Regions from separate parts of the Homo sapiens genome. Here region 2 is linked to region 1. Evidence: chromatin contacts called from ENCODE Hi-C or POLR2A ChIA-PET data. All regions are on one chromosome and are shown on one strand. Each heading gives the region's core, a stretch centred on a gene start or an enhancer-like site at or near the end of the contact. The rest is flanking DNA. Distances are from core to core; before and after follow the strand shown.

Region 1 (6,793 bases), core at 3,335-5,834:
TCAGTTCAAATGTTGCCTTATTATAGATGCCCGCCTCGGCCTCCCTTACTAGAACCATCCTTCATCCCTCACCACATTCTATCATATTTCCTTATTTTATTTTTTCCACAGCACACGAGAATCCCTTTTGTATTCGGTTTTCCTTGTCATTTCTCTGTCTCCCCTTTGGCACATGAGCACCTTGAGGATGGAGGCCTTCTAACCAGTGTATTGAGCAGAGGTAGCAGAGAGTGGCCATTAAATACACAGTTACGTGTCGAATGCATGAACACCTCCTAAGGCATAAAACTACCAAAAAGCATAAAACTATAAAATGGTAAAAAAATATACCAGATAGCTAAAGATTCATACAAGAGCTAGGATGCAGAGAAGGACATATAGAAGGTTTTGCAAACATGTGCATTTACCAAAAACTACATAACGAAAAATATTTAAATAATTAGATCTTAGTGACTTACAATAAGGGGAAAAAGTAACTGCTAACTAAAGAAAACAGATGAGTTTTCTCAGTTCACTTTCTGTCCCCTCACTCTCCACCATACCACCTTTTTCTTGAAGAATAAATCAAAATGTGGTGCCGACAAGGGAATCAATCCTCTAGGTCCAAAATAACAAAGGATGTAATAGAGATTGTTTTAGCTCTGATACAAATTCCAGGAGCCTAAATATGTTTATGGGAAGCAATTGGATTTCTTAAAGTAGCTGGAAGGGCTTAGGACTTTCACCTGTGGTTTTCCCACTGCCTGGACATCATGGTTAACTTCTATTTATCCTTCAGGTCTTCTACAAAGGCTTCCCTGGTGCCACCACCACCCCGCTCTGAAAGTTCCCCTTGCATGATACCATCCTGGACATGACCCTTATCACATGTAGACCTTGTTTTTATTACTTCTCAGTGTTCTACACCACAATAGACTCCCTGGAACCCATCAGATGAACTAGAATATAGTGAATGCTCAAATAATTGTTAAATAAATGGCAAACTGATGAATAAGTGAATGAATGCTTCAATCCATCTTTGTGTTTCAGTCAGTCTTTGGGGTCTACATTAAAATTGACACCAAAGCCCTCAAAGATCCTGAGTACTGTACAAAAATCATAAAACATTTGCCGTTGTTACTAGACACAAATGCAAGGACATCATGACCAATTCTCTCTTTTAAACCTAACCCAAATTTAGTGGCTTAAAGCTAAACTGAACTTCAAAAATGATTGAACCAAGTGGATTGCCATTTGTCTCACTGGATGCTACTCTTAATCATGATTTGAGTTAAAAATAAACATTTCTTCTTGAAAATGAAAAGTATAACCATGAAAAGAACAATGGGAATTAAATGAAGCACAACAGCCACGAATATAAAGTCAAAAATAGTCACCAGAAGGGCATACCTGGGGGAACTTACGTACAGTTATTTTCATGAAGAAACACTACAAAATCCTGTTGCTTGATTAAATTGTTCAAAACATCACAGAATAGACAATAGCAAAAAATGATGTGTATATTGGGATGGATCAGGAACATCAATCTCCATATTATATTTTAAGCTTCAACGTTTCCGTATTCATTTGCTAAGAAATCAAAATGACTTACTGAAATGAACCATAAAAAAGGAAATTTCTCCTAAGAATTTAGCTTTTGTTGTCTACTTAATGCCTCATACATTGTAGAGAGAATCTTTTCCCTCTTAAGATGGCTTTAATTCAACTAGAGAGAAAATTATATATATTAATTTTAATATATGTATAATACTTTAATATATACTTAGAACTGCCCTTCACCACCACAGTGATATCTGAAGGACAAATAAAAAAGACAACCACTGGAATTCCCCATGCTGATAACCTGAGTAGAAACAAAAATCAAATCAAAACATATACTTTACCATTGATTGGGATTAAGAAAGAACTGCTGCTTGTGAAGCCCAAGGCAGACATTATTAATTAATCACCTGTGTTCACCCCCAGATGCCATCTCAATCCAGTACTCTAGGCAGTCACAACCAACCAATCATATATGGAAAGGTAAGAAAGACTCTTTGCTAATTCAATTCTGTAGACAAACTAAGAACTGAAGATATCCCTTAAATATCAAATAGAAACTCCAGTGCTTTTCCAAAAGCAATGGCATCTGAAACGGGAAAAGATGAGAAATTCAACTTATTTTAATGGAAAGTGAAGACGGCAACTATCATTTCATCATATGGCCACAGAGAAACAAAGAAAACAAGCCTGAAGCAGGGAAGATGAAAAGAAGTTGGATGTCTCTTATTTTATATTTATTAATTGAATCTGTGACTAGACCCCTCAAAATAGGATCAGAAACATGATGTTATAAACATCTCAATTTTTAAGCTTTTGTGTGTACTCCACTCCCTCACCCATAGTTTATTAATATGATTTTGTTTTGAAAAACTGTCACAAAGAAAAGAAATTTGGGGAGGCCCAGAAGGCTTCTGAAGATGTTGGTCCAAATATACAAAATGCCAATTAGACAGGAGGAAAATGTTCAAGAGGTCTATTGTATAACATGACTATAACAATGTATTGTGTTCTTAAACATTGCTAAGAGTAGATCTCAAGTGTTCTCATCACAAAAAATAAGGATGTGAGGTAATGTTTATGTTAATTTGTTCAATTTAGCCATTCCAGAATGTATGTGTATTTCCAAACATGATGTTGTACATGACCAATGTATATAATGTTTATTTGTCAATTAAAATGAACTCATTTATTAATTTTTAAGAGGTTTTCCACACCTAAATCTGAAAAGTAATAGGATTATAATACCCAAGGGATGGGAGAGCAATGGCAGTAATGAAGGAGAGCTTTATGCACATAGCAGAGAGAATTGAGAGAGGAAAGCTGAAGCCCGTATGACACTGAGAAAGTCAGCTGGGTCCTTTCCTCATTATGGGGAAATAACTGCTGTGCCTATAATTTATAGAGCCCCTCCAGCACTTTCCCTGATGTCTATAATTTTTAAGCTAAGATGAAAGCTTTCCTGAAACACTACTTTTAATATCAGGTTCCTTTAGTGAGTCTGACCTAGGAGAATCAAATGTTGTTGATTGCATTATCATTTCAAGCCCCTCAGTGGGGCCAGCTATTTATTCAACTACACTTCAAAGAAAATATTTTACAAGTGGGTAACTTTGATGGAGATAGTCATTTGTCTACAATGAACTCTCCAATTTTCTCCTTCAAATGAAAACCCCGAGGTACTTAATGATTTCCAATAAGGACCACTCATTTTTGTCAATTAATCCTGTGGGTGGAACATCGTCAGGCTTGCTCTAAAGCCTAGCAAAATGATTAGGCTTTCTAAGTATATAAATCTTGTGCTAATCACTAAACCACAGTTGCTCTCCCAGTGGTTTCTTATATGGAGGTATGGACAACACAACTTTTTTTTTTTTAGAATCTGAGGAAGGTAGGGAAAAACTTTTGTCAAAGTGAAAATAATAGCATCATTCATATTATGGTAGACTTTGATGTGTTAAACTGTGATCTTTGATGAAGTACTGCTATTCACATATAATTTGAACATATTTTAGCACTTCAAAATATCTGATTATTTCACACTTTAGTTTTAGATATGCTAAACAGAAATGTAGCTTTACTGCACCTGAATACATTTAATTAGCAGTTTAGAGAAAGAGAAATAAATCTTCTACATAAAACATAATTTTTTAAAATTAAGAAGTTTGGTGGCACATATGTTATTTGAAGTATCCAAGAGCCTGTCTCTGAGGACTCCCCTCTCCCTCATCCCATGTTTTTCTCGTTGATGCCACCATCCCTTTGCTAAAGGGATGGGCTTGAACTTAGTTGCTCATAGAACCTGAGCTCCCTAGCAACAGTGACTGGCCCAGGAAATGGACATGTGACTCAGACAGTGCCAAGTAGAGTCTTCCCTTAGGATAGGGAAGACACTGAAAGGATGAGCATCTGAGGTTGGCGGCATTCATCTTCCCTTTTAGCAAAGCCATTTGTAAAATGACGCTATGCAGAGACAAGCTGGTGTGAGAGAGGAATGGAGAGAGAACCCAAATACATTTGTAACCTGAGGAAAGGGAATGATTCACTTAGAAAGGATAAAGTAATAGCATAAAAATTATAATGTACACTTCATTAAAGATAAAAAATATGTGCTCATCAAAAGACATCACTAAGAATATGTAGTCTTCTGTGACCAGAGGAATTGGGAGATCCACAGGGAAAATGCCAGGATACCTGGAAGCTAGGAAATGATTACAGAAATATTTCTACATGGAGGCCAAGATGGCTGACTAGCAGCAGCCAGTGTGCACTGCTTTCACGGAGAGAATAAAGAGTGGTGGGTTGACACTAGCTCTTCAACCGGAACATCCAGGTGAACACATTGGGATTCATCAGGGAAACAGCATGACCCACAGAGAACAGAGAAGAGTGAGACAGGAAAACTGCCCACCTGGAGTGGCCCAGAGCCAGGGGAGTCACCACACTGGGGAAACAGTGAGTAAGTGAGAGTCCTCAGGGACCCACACTTCTACCACTTCTGCTCAGGAAATCCCCGCAAACTCCCCTGCTGCGGCCTCCAGACCAACACAGAGAACTACGTGGGAGTCTGGGCAGAGCCCTGCTCAAGCACACATGGAGTCCTGGGAGCCTTGGATCCTCAGGCACCCTGGCACCAGTGGCTGCAGGTCCAGCAATGGGGAAGGTCAGCCTCCCTCACATGCCTGCAGGAAAGGAACCAAATCCACAGCTGAGCAGTGATGGACTGCAAGCCATGCCTCCACTGCACCTTGCAGGATAAGGCCCATTGGCCTGGGGTGCTGGTGAGGCCACCCCAGCCCCACCTGAGTTCTTGGGCAGGGAGCAGCTCTGCAATTCCCTGGGACAGAGCTCCCAGAGGGAGAGGTAGCCTGCCATTTTTGTTTCTCTGCAACCCACCCTCCTGTTGCTCTCAGGCTCCAGAGGGTGTGCAGTGACTCGGGACTCTCCCAGACCCCCGGCAGAGCTGCCTTATGGAAAAGGGACAAGACTGTGTTCCACATAGGTCTCCACCTCTGCTACTGCTCACTGGGCAGGGCCTCCAAACCTGGGACTTTAGTGACCCCCTCCTGGGCTCTCAGAATGGTAGCAGCTCTACACTTTCCTGGGATAGAGCTCCTAGAGGGAGGCAGGGCACCATTTTTGCTGTCCTGCAGCCCTTGCTCCTATTGCCCTCAGGCTCAGGAGGGAGTGGAGTGGTTGGAGACCTATGGAGATGCCCAGCACAGTGCAGCCACCTTACAGAAAAGCAGCCAGACTGTTTTCCACATGCGTCCCCACCTCCCCTACCCTTCACTCGGCAGTGCCTGTTGACCTGGGCCCCCAATATGATTAACCTGCCCCCACCTGAACACTTTAGTCAGTGGTGGCTCTGCATTTCTCTGAGGAGGAAACCCCAGAGACAACCCAGAGCATGTATGACATTGCAGTTGCAGCAGTACTGCCCTGACTGTCCTCGGGCTGGGGAAGGAACAAAGGGCCTGGTTGCTATGCTGAAACCTCCAGCAAGCTGCAGCTATCATATGGAGAGGAGCCCAGTCTCTTTCCAGCGAGCTCCCACACCCCACTCTTCACCAGGCAGGGGTCTTGCCTCAAGATCACTGAAGAGCTCCTCCACCCGCAACTGAGAATTCCCATTGCTAATGGCTTTGTGTTTCCCTGGGGAGGTGATCCCAGAGGCAACCAACAGCCTCTCTGTACCTGATGCCCTCAGTCTGGGGAAGAAATAAAGAACCTGAGGGTTTTACTCATACTTCTAGCACACCACAGTTATTATATAGAGAGAAGCTCAGGCTCTCCTCTCTGTGAGCCCTCAAACCCCCACTCTTCACCCAGTCGGGCCCCAAGCTTGGGCCAGCAGTTGCAGTCACCCCCACCCACCAGCTGAACATTCCCAGTAGCAGTTGCTCTGTGTTTCTCTTGAGATGAAGCTTCCAGAGGCAACCAAAAGCCCCTCTGCCACTGCCATTGCAGTGGTACTGTCCTTGCTGCCCTCAGACTGGAAAAGGAGCAAAGACTCTCAGTGATTTAACCACACCTCCTTTAGGACAGCCACTGCTGTCCTAAAAAGAAGAAGCCAGTCAGTTTCCCCCCATGAGCCACCTGGCCTCTCTGCTCATCAATATGCAGGGCCCCCTGGCTTGAGTCCACAATGCAGCCACCCCACCCCAGGCTGATAGCCCCAACTGGGAGTGGCTCTGCCATTTTCTGATATGGAAACCTGAGAGACAAGTGAAAGGCCCTCTTCCACATGTCCCTACCCATGGCAAGGTCCCTTCTCCTGCTGCCTCCCAGCTAGAAAGGAACATAAAGCCTGAGCTCACCCAGGGCTGCAGTGTGCAGCCAAGAAGTGCCAAGCCAAGAGCTATAGCCAGGACTTGAGTGGGAGAGGATTCCACACTCTTAGAGCACAGAGAGGGAGCATATCGCAGTCATGAGGAAATACAAAGCAGTGAAGTGACTAAGCAAGAGCCTACCTACTGGTCATTATGCTTAAGCACCACCTACTTGATCACAACCCAAACTTCAACAACAAAAATACTTTGCTAATATAGGCCACCTTCTGCCCACACTGTGAAACCAAGGACAAGAACTCAGCCACAAATAAAGTTCCTGCACAAAGCCTCAACCCTCCAAAAACATCCTGAAAAGAAGTCAACTGACTGTACTCAAACTAAAGCACATGGTGGGGTGTGGCAGCTGCATTGAATCACCCCACACAGATGAGAAAGAACCAGCACAAGAACTCTGGCAACTC
Region 2 (6,753 bases), core at 525-3,024, 59 kb after region 1:
ACCAGGGAACACCAGACTTCTCAGTTTCCAGCACTACAGAAATCTGGGCTGTCATAAGCATCTGGATGAGTACTGTCCCATAGGAATATAATAGAAGCCACATTTTAAATTTTCTAGTATCTACATTAAAAAGGTAAAAAGAAACAGGTGAAATTAATCTTAATAACCTATTTTAAACCCAACATACCCAAAATATATCATTGCAACATGTAAACATACTTCAAAATATTAGTGAAAATTTTATATTCTTTTTTTCATACTATGTCTTAAAAATCTAGTGTGTATTTTACATTTCCAGTACATCTCAATTTGGATGCTAAATTTTATCACAAATACTTAGTTGGTATTAGGCTTCATAAAATTTACAGTTTAAAAAGTAGATCTCCAGAGGTGAGTTGTTCCCCCAATAAGCTTAACTTTTTTTCCAATAATTAAAAATAGTACCGATTATTAAACTTAAATATAAGTTCATTAAAATTAAAGTTAGAAACTTAAAAACTCTGTTCCTCATTCATACTAACCTCAATGCATATGATCATTAGCTGTGCCTACCACACGGAACAGCACAGACCTAGATGAGTCTCTATAGAGATTTCTTCTTCCGTACTCATCTTTAAGCCAAATGTTTCTTTGTCTTATTCTGGTTTATTCTTTGTTGTTTAATGCTTCCCTTCTCTAAGAGGTGATAATGAAAGATAGTCATAGTAGCTAATATTCTAGGAGCCAATCTTGGCCCCACCAAGGCTGCAGGCTAGGTAAGAGCTCTCTTCATTTGAACCTCTGGAGAATATTCTTAATTTTTCATAGCTTCAAATATTTAGACCTTGAATCGTCACCAAAGACAAGAGGAAAACAGGAAACGAAGTGGTGATAAAGGCTTTCTAGTTTTCCTCTAGTATTTCTCTCCCACTTAAAGCCATGTGAATGCTTGCTAGTGATAGTATATGCTATCTTCTGAATGATTCTAAAGCAGAGTATTTCATTAACATTGAAATCAAATAGAGAGATTGTTTATAAAACTAGAGGCTTGAAATTCTAATATGAACTAAACCTATCATCAATGCCCTTTTTAGACCAGTCACTTAGAAGGTCATACATTTATTTTAGCAATGCTGCCATTACCAAATACATATTTATATATTCTTTCAAATGTTGGTATATGTTCTCACTCTAAAATAATATATCTGATTTAAATTCGAAGACATTCTAAGCAAGGTCTAATGAAAGTGATAACCACTTAGTAATAACTACGAAGCAAACAACAACAAGCTGATTATAAATAAGAATAAGCTGTGGAATAAATGAGAGGAGCTTAACTGTGAGGTTTCTTCTCTAATCTCATGGATGACACTAGTTTATACAGTGAAATTCTAAGTTGTCTGAAGCAAATAAAAGAAAAAATAAATGTATGACAATATTTGAAAATAATAAGTTCTCAATTTGTTCCTTTCCTTTTAGAGGGAACTTTCATTTTCTTAGAAGTATGGATAAGTGCTTACTGATTATTAACAGCTACATTTAATTTACTAATACAAGTATCATACAAGATGGTGAAATTTTTCATAAATATTCTTGAAGTTTAGTGTAGAGAAGGCTCACTCGAGCAATCTGTTAGAATCTAGATTCCTGGGATCAATTCCCCACGATTCTAATTCTTCTCTAGGCTTTAGGAGAGAAAGACTGTCTTTAGTCTCTTCACTTCCTTGTGGCTAAGATGACTACACGGGCCTGTGGTCTCCTCACTTCCTTGTGGCCAAGACATCTACACAGGCCCGTGGATTTCCCCATTTGGGGCAGGGAGTTAGGGCTGTTCAGCACGAGGCTGAGCTCACAAACAGGGCACAGGTCACTCTCTTCTAGGGCTCTCCTCCTTTTTCCATTAATATAATTGAAAAATTTAGAATACCAAAGTAAGTAGGTCACAGAGAAGATAGCAACACAACTATTCAGTCTGCTTTCTCTCTAGTGTTGGCTTAAAGGAGCAAGGAAAGCACACACAAAGCTAGCATGGCCAGGCCCAGCTCCCTAGTCCACAAGCCACATCATAATTTGATGTTAGGAGCCAACCCAGGTATAAGATGGCCATTATTTTACTGTGTCCTTAATTCCCCTGTAGTAGGTGTCTGGATGAGATTCAAGATATTAGTCACCTTTGACACATTATCACAAATTCTTGGCAAACAAGTATTTTGTTTCCTCACAAAAATCTCCTTGTTCTTGTTACCAAAGAAAAGAAAATAAACTATTAGCTTGTGCATTTATTTTACTTGCATAAAGGACTCTACACTTTTTATTAACCAACTTAAGAGAAAAAGGAACTCAACCATAATTACCTCTTGTTTTATTTAGAATAGAAATTTACAAGTTGGAGAAGGAAATTGAACACCGAGGGAGACCCAAACCTGGCAAAACTGCCGTGTGTTCAAAGACTGTTACAACAGTAAAACTAAAAAGTTAGGGACATGGTGCTGCATTTCTTTTCCTTTTCTTTCTTTCTTTTGTTTTTTTCCAGACTGAGTTTTGGTCTTGTCACCCAGACTGGAGTGCAATGGCACGATCTTGGCTCACCGCAACCTCCACCTCCTGGGTTCAAGCAATTCTCCTGCCTCATTCTCTCATTTAGCTAGGATTATAGGCCTGCACCACCACGTCCAGCTAATTTGTATTTTTAGTAGAAATAGGGTTTTACCAGGTTGGTCAGGCTGGTCTCCATCTCCAGACCTCAGGAGATCCACCTGCCTCAGCCTCCCAAATTGCTGGAATTACAGGCATGAGCCACTGTGCCTGGCCGGTGCTGCATTTCTTAATTTAGCATAGAAGAACTGATTTTGCAGATATACATTTTTAATGTTGACAATTAGTAGCAGTGGACAAGAAGATAATATATTTTGCATTTATATAATTATTTCAAAGTGACTTCTCTCCCACAATTAATCTTTACAAAATTTCTGAGAAATAAGTATTATTTTCTAGACGCTGAATTTAAAGCTCACAGAAGTTGTTTTCCCAGTGTTACACAGAGTACTTTGACAGAGCTGAGACATGAAACTTTATCTCTAGGTCTCACCAAAGCACATGATTTTGTACCCTGATTGGGCTTGTCAGGAATGGATGGGGCATGGTGGGATTTATTCACCAACATCTGTGACTAATAAGCTCAGTTGGTTGGGATATTTCCAATCCTTTCTTCTTTACTACTTCTATTAGTCACCAAGTTTAATCGTTTTAACCGTTTCATATTTCCTGATTCCATTCCTTCCTCTTTATCAACAGTGTACAAATTCACACTAAACTCGGGGCATTTGCCAAATATCCAATATTCTCATAACACGGCTTTGCATGTGGGTTCCCTTTGCCCAAAATGACTTCCTTCCTTGTCCACTTGTAAACATCACAAAATGACTTTTTTTTGGTTCATTCCTAAATTTCATACTCATTTCTCTGTATTTTGTTGGCGGGACTTTTCTCAGAAAGGATAGACTTTCACCAAAACACATTTGGGTAATATTAATTTCCCAAAAGGTTTTTGACCTGTCACCAAAGTATGGGTGCTAGTGTCCGTAGTTAGACATCTACAAAACTCGTGTGAAAATGTGGTGCAAACCATGAACTATGGGGCACCTAAGACTCTGCCTTTTTTATTATTACCACTTAATATACCCGGGAGCTTGCTACATGTTAATCTTCACAGTGTTGCATGGCCATTTTTATCAGTATGCTGTTGAACTTCACGGTTGTGATTTGAAACCTGTCCAATGTGATGTGACATATATTTGTGGTCAAAAGGTGATCTACACATCATGCAAAACGTTAAAATCTTCTCAAAAGTCAGAGGAGAAATATATTTCTTCAGAGAAGAGTTGTTTGCTGTTGGTTATGAAAAGTAAACAAACAAACATTCCCACCATAGCAAGGATTCCTGTGCACATATTCACAGTAACTGTGATAGACCTATTTCTGCTGAAAGCCCTGTCCTATGGTAAAACTCACAAGCTGTTTCTGTTTTACAAATGCTAAGCCTGAAAGGCACATGCAACCAAAAGCTCTCCCAGATTTCGGCAGGAAAAGGGTGAAAATGCCATATTGATGACTCTCTTATTAAATCTCAGTAAATAAACACCGGTGGTATCTTCCTTTTCATGGTTCCCGGTAACTCTAAACACTCACTCTTCATAAGCCAAGAAGTTACAAAAATGTTGGCATTTGTATAAAAGAAAACAGAACTTTGTAATCACTAAGTGTGACTAGGAGGAAGAGTGCTTCACTGAAAGAAAGAGTTCGCTATTCTATTTATGATAAAAGATGAAAATCTCACAACAAAGATAACAGTAGGCTAACTACTTCCCATGTTCTCTAGGGTTTGGGGAGCTACAAAGTCAAAATGAGACACAAACAAATTCTATAAAATATGTGATACTATAAAAGGATTAAAATTTTCTTTCACTATCCAAGAGAAATAATGCTGACAGTCATAAATTACAGCTAAGGAGAGACAGCTGAGCACTGAATCACTCTCATGCCTCTGTCTACTTCTATGTAGGCATCAGAAAATGCTTTCAACGCCTGCCATGCTGTAGAGTATTACATTCTGATACACTGTTAAAAATAGACACACTACTAGTAGTCAATCTCCCCTCATATCCTGTAATTCCTGATTAATAATAGTAAAATTTTTCTGGGCCAGGCACGGTGGCTCACGCCTGTAATCCCAGCACTTTGGGCGGCCGAGGCGGGCGGATCACCAGGTAAGGAGATTGAGACCCATCCTGGCTAACACGGTGAAAACCCGTCTCTACTAAAAATATAAAAAAATTAGCTGGGCGTGGTGGCGGGCGCCTGTAGTCCCAGCTACTCGGGAGGCTGAGGCAGGACAATGGCATGAACCCGGGAGGCAAGGCTTGCAGTGAGCCGAGATCGCGCCACTACACTCCAGCCTGGGCAACAGAGTGAGACTCCATCTCAAAAAAAAAAAAAAAAAAAAAAAAAAATTCTGTACTTCTGTACTTACTTGACTTGGCCTACTTCTCCCCTTTTCAGCTTCTACTAGCCGCTCTCTTCCTTCTGACCCTTTACCTCTTCGCTGAAACCCGGAAACAAATCAAGGAAAGAAAGAAGTGTAAAGATACTGTTCATACTCGGTCATTTATAGGTCATGTCTTTCAGGAAGACAAAATGGTTTGTAAAAGTGGAGGGTCATTTTTGGCTCAGGTCACTCTTTTTTTTTTTTTTTTTTTTGAGACGGAGTCTCGCACTGTCGCCTGGGCTGGAGTGCAGTGGCGCGATCTCGGCTCACTGCAAGCTCCGCCTCCCGGGTTCATGCCATTCTACCTCAGCCTCTCGAGTAGCTGGGACTACAGGCGCCCGCCACCCCGCCCAGCTAATTTCTTGTATTTTTATTAGAGACGGAGTTTCACTATGTTGGCCAGACTGGTCTCGAACTCCTGACCTCATGATCTCCCCACCTTGGCCTCCCAAAGTGCTGGGATTACAGGCGTGAGCCATCGCGCCCGGCCAGGTCACTCTTTTTCTTGAGAGTTTTCATGAAGTTTTATCTTGTATTCCGTTACAGAAACTTGAAAGAAGGCTATTTTCTGTTATTTTATTTCCTACATGACAGACTTAATTTTTTTTATTTTTTATTTTTTTTTTTGAGACAGAGTCTCGTTCTGTCACCAGGCTGGAGTGCAATGGTGCAATCTTGGCTCACTGCAACCTCCACTTCCTGGGTTCAAGCTGTTCTCCTGCCTCAGCCTCCCGGGTAGCTGAGACTACAGGCTCCACCACGCCCAGCTAATTTTTGTATTTTTAGTAGAGACGTGGTTTCACCATGTTGGCCAGGATGGTCTCGATCTCTTGACCTCGTGTTCCACCCGCCTTGGCCAATATTAAAGATATTAAAAGAGTAAAAAAAAAATGTATAATAATGTTACATATAACACAGGAACAGAAAACCAAACACTGTATGTTCTCACTCATTAAGTGGGTGTTGAACAATGAGAACACATGGACACAGAGAGGGGAACCACACACACGATGTTGGGGGATGGGGTGTGAGGGGAGGGAAGTTAGAGGATGGGTCAGTAGGTGCAGCAAATCACCATGGCACATGTATACGTATGTAACAAAGCTGCACGTTCTGCATATCCATACCATTTTTTTAGAAGAAATAAAGAAAAAAAAGAAAACATGATAGAAATATGAGGCTTCATTTTCATATCAACAACAAAGCAAGTATTAAAATCAGTCTATTAAAAAATACAACCTTGATTTGTAGACAACTCACTTAAGTATGTAAATATTCAGGTCAACATGAAGTCACCATAGTTTTCCTTGTAGGTCAAAGCACAAAATTTTTCACGATGAGGAAGAGAAGAAAAGTAACTTAGGAAATAAAGCGTTTTGACCCTATATTCTAAGGCTAAATATTGTACTCTTGTTAGTAAATATTTTTCACAGAAGTATGGATGAACAATTCTGAAAGTACTTTATGTGTATGGAAGATTTAAGCAAATAAGTAAATAGACTGTAGAAAAAAGGAGATACGTTCTTTTGTGAATAAGCACAAGTAACACCCAGATTTTTGGTTTCTAAATTCTATTCTTTAATAACAGAAATCTGGTGTCTTTAGAAAATGATTGACTCATGGGCTGGATCAAATGGAGTACAAGAAGAGCCTAGAGTGTCTTGTGGTACCAGAAAAGAAGAATGTTCAAAAATGATGGTGATATGAAGAAAGGGCACAAGAGCCAACTT

The links. Hi-C counts contacts between places; a loop is a spot of excess contacts on that map. ChIA-PET counts read pairs that join two places held with the same protein, here RNA polymerase II (POLR2A). Pooled maps may share reads with other maps.
Region 2: a pooled map shows a loop between it and region 1 (5-fold over the local background). The contact joins two enhancer-like sites. A Hi-C loop is called at or near these places in 3 of 168 maps with a recorded cell type or tissue (astrocyte of the cerebellum, breast epithelium and gastrocnemius medialis), 8 of 37 single-sample maps with no recorded cell type and 3 of 50 pooled maps. POLR2A ChIA-PET finds 5 or more read pairs at or near these places in 2 of 52 experiments (activated B cell and activated CD4-positive, alpha-beta T cell).

Annotation. Positions count from the first base shown.
Region 1 is chr4:85,555,207-85,561,999 of GRCh38, reverse strand. All of the region lies in intron 1 of ARHGAP24 (Rho GTPase activating protein 24), which reads right to left. Among named protein-coding and RNA genes, the nearest start is that of ARHGAP24, 83 kb to the right of the region's middle. RefSeq lists enhancers at 4,285-4,684, 6,737-6,786. Within about 2 kb of position 4,584, at least 2 of the 41 ENCODE cell types and tissues checked have a DNase peak (open chromatin) inside an H3K27ac peak, as active enhancers do.
Region 2 is chr4:85,493,577-85,500,329 of GRCh38, reverse strand. All of the region lies in intron 1 of ARHGAP24 (Rho GTPase activating protein 24), which reads right to left. Among named protein-coding and RNA genes, the nearest start is that of ARHGAP24, 22 kb to the right of the region's middle. RefSeq lists an enhancer at 1,879-1,928. Within about 2 kb of position 1,774, at least 19 of the 41 ENCODE cell types and tissues checked have a DNase peak (open chromatin) inside an H3K27ac peak, as active enhancers do.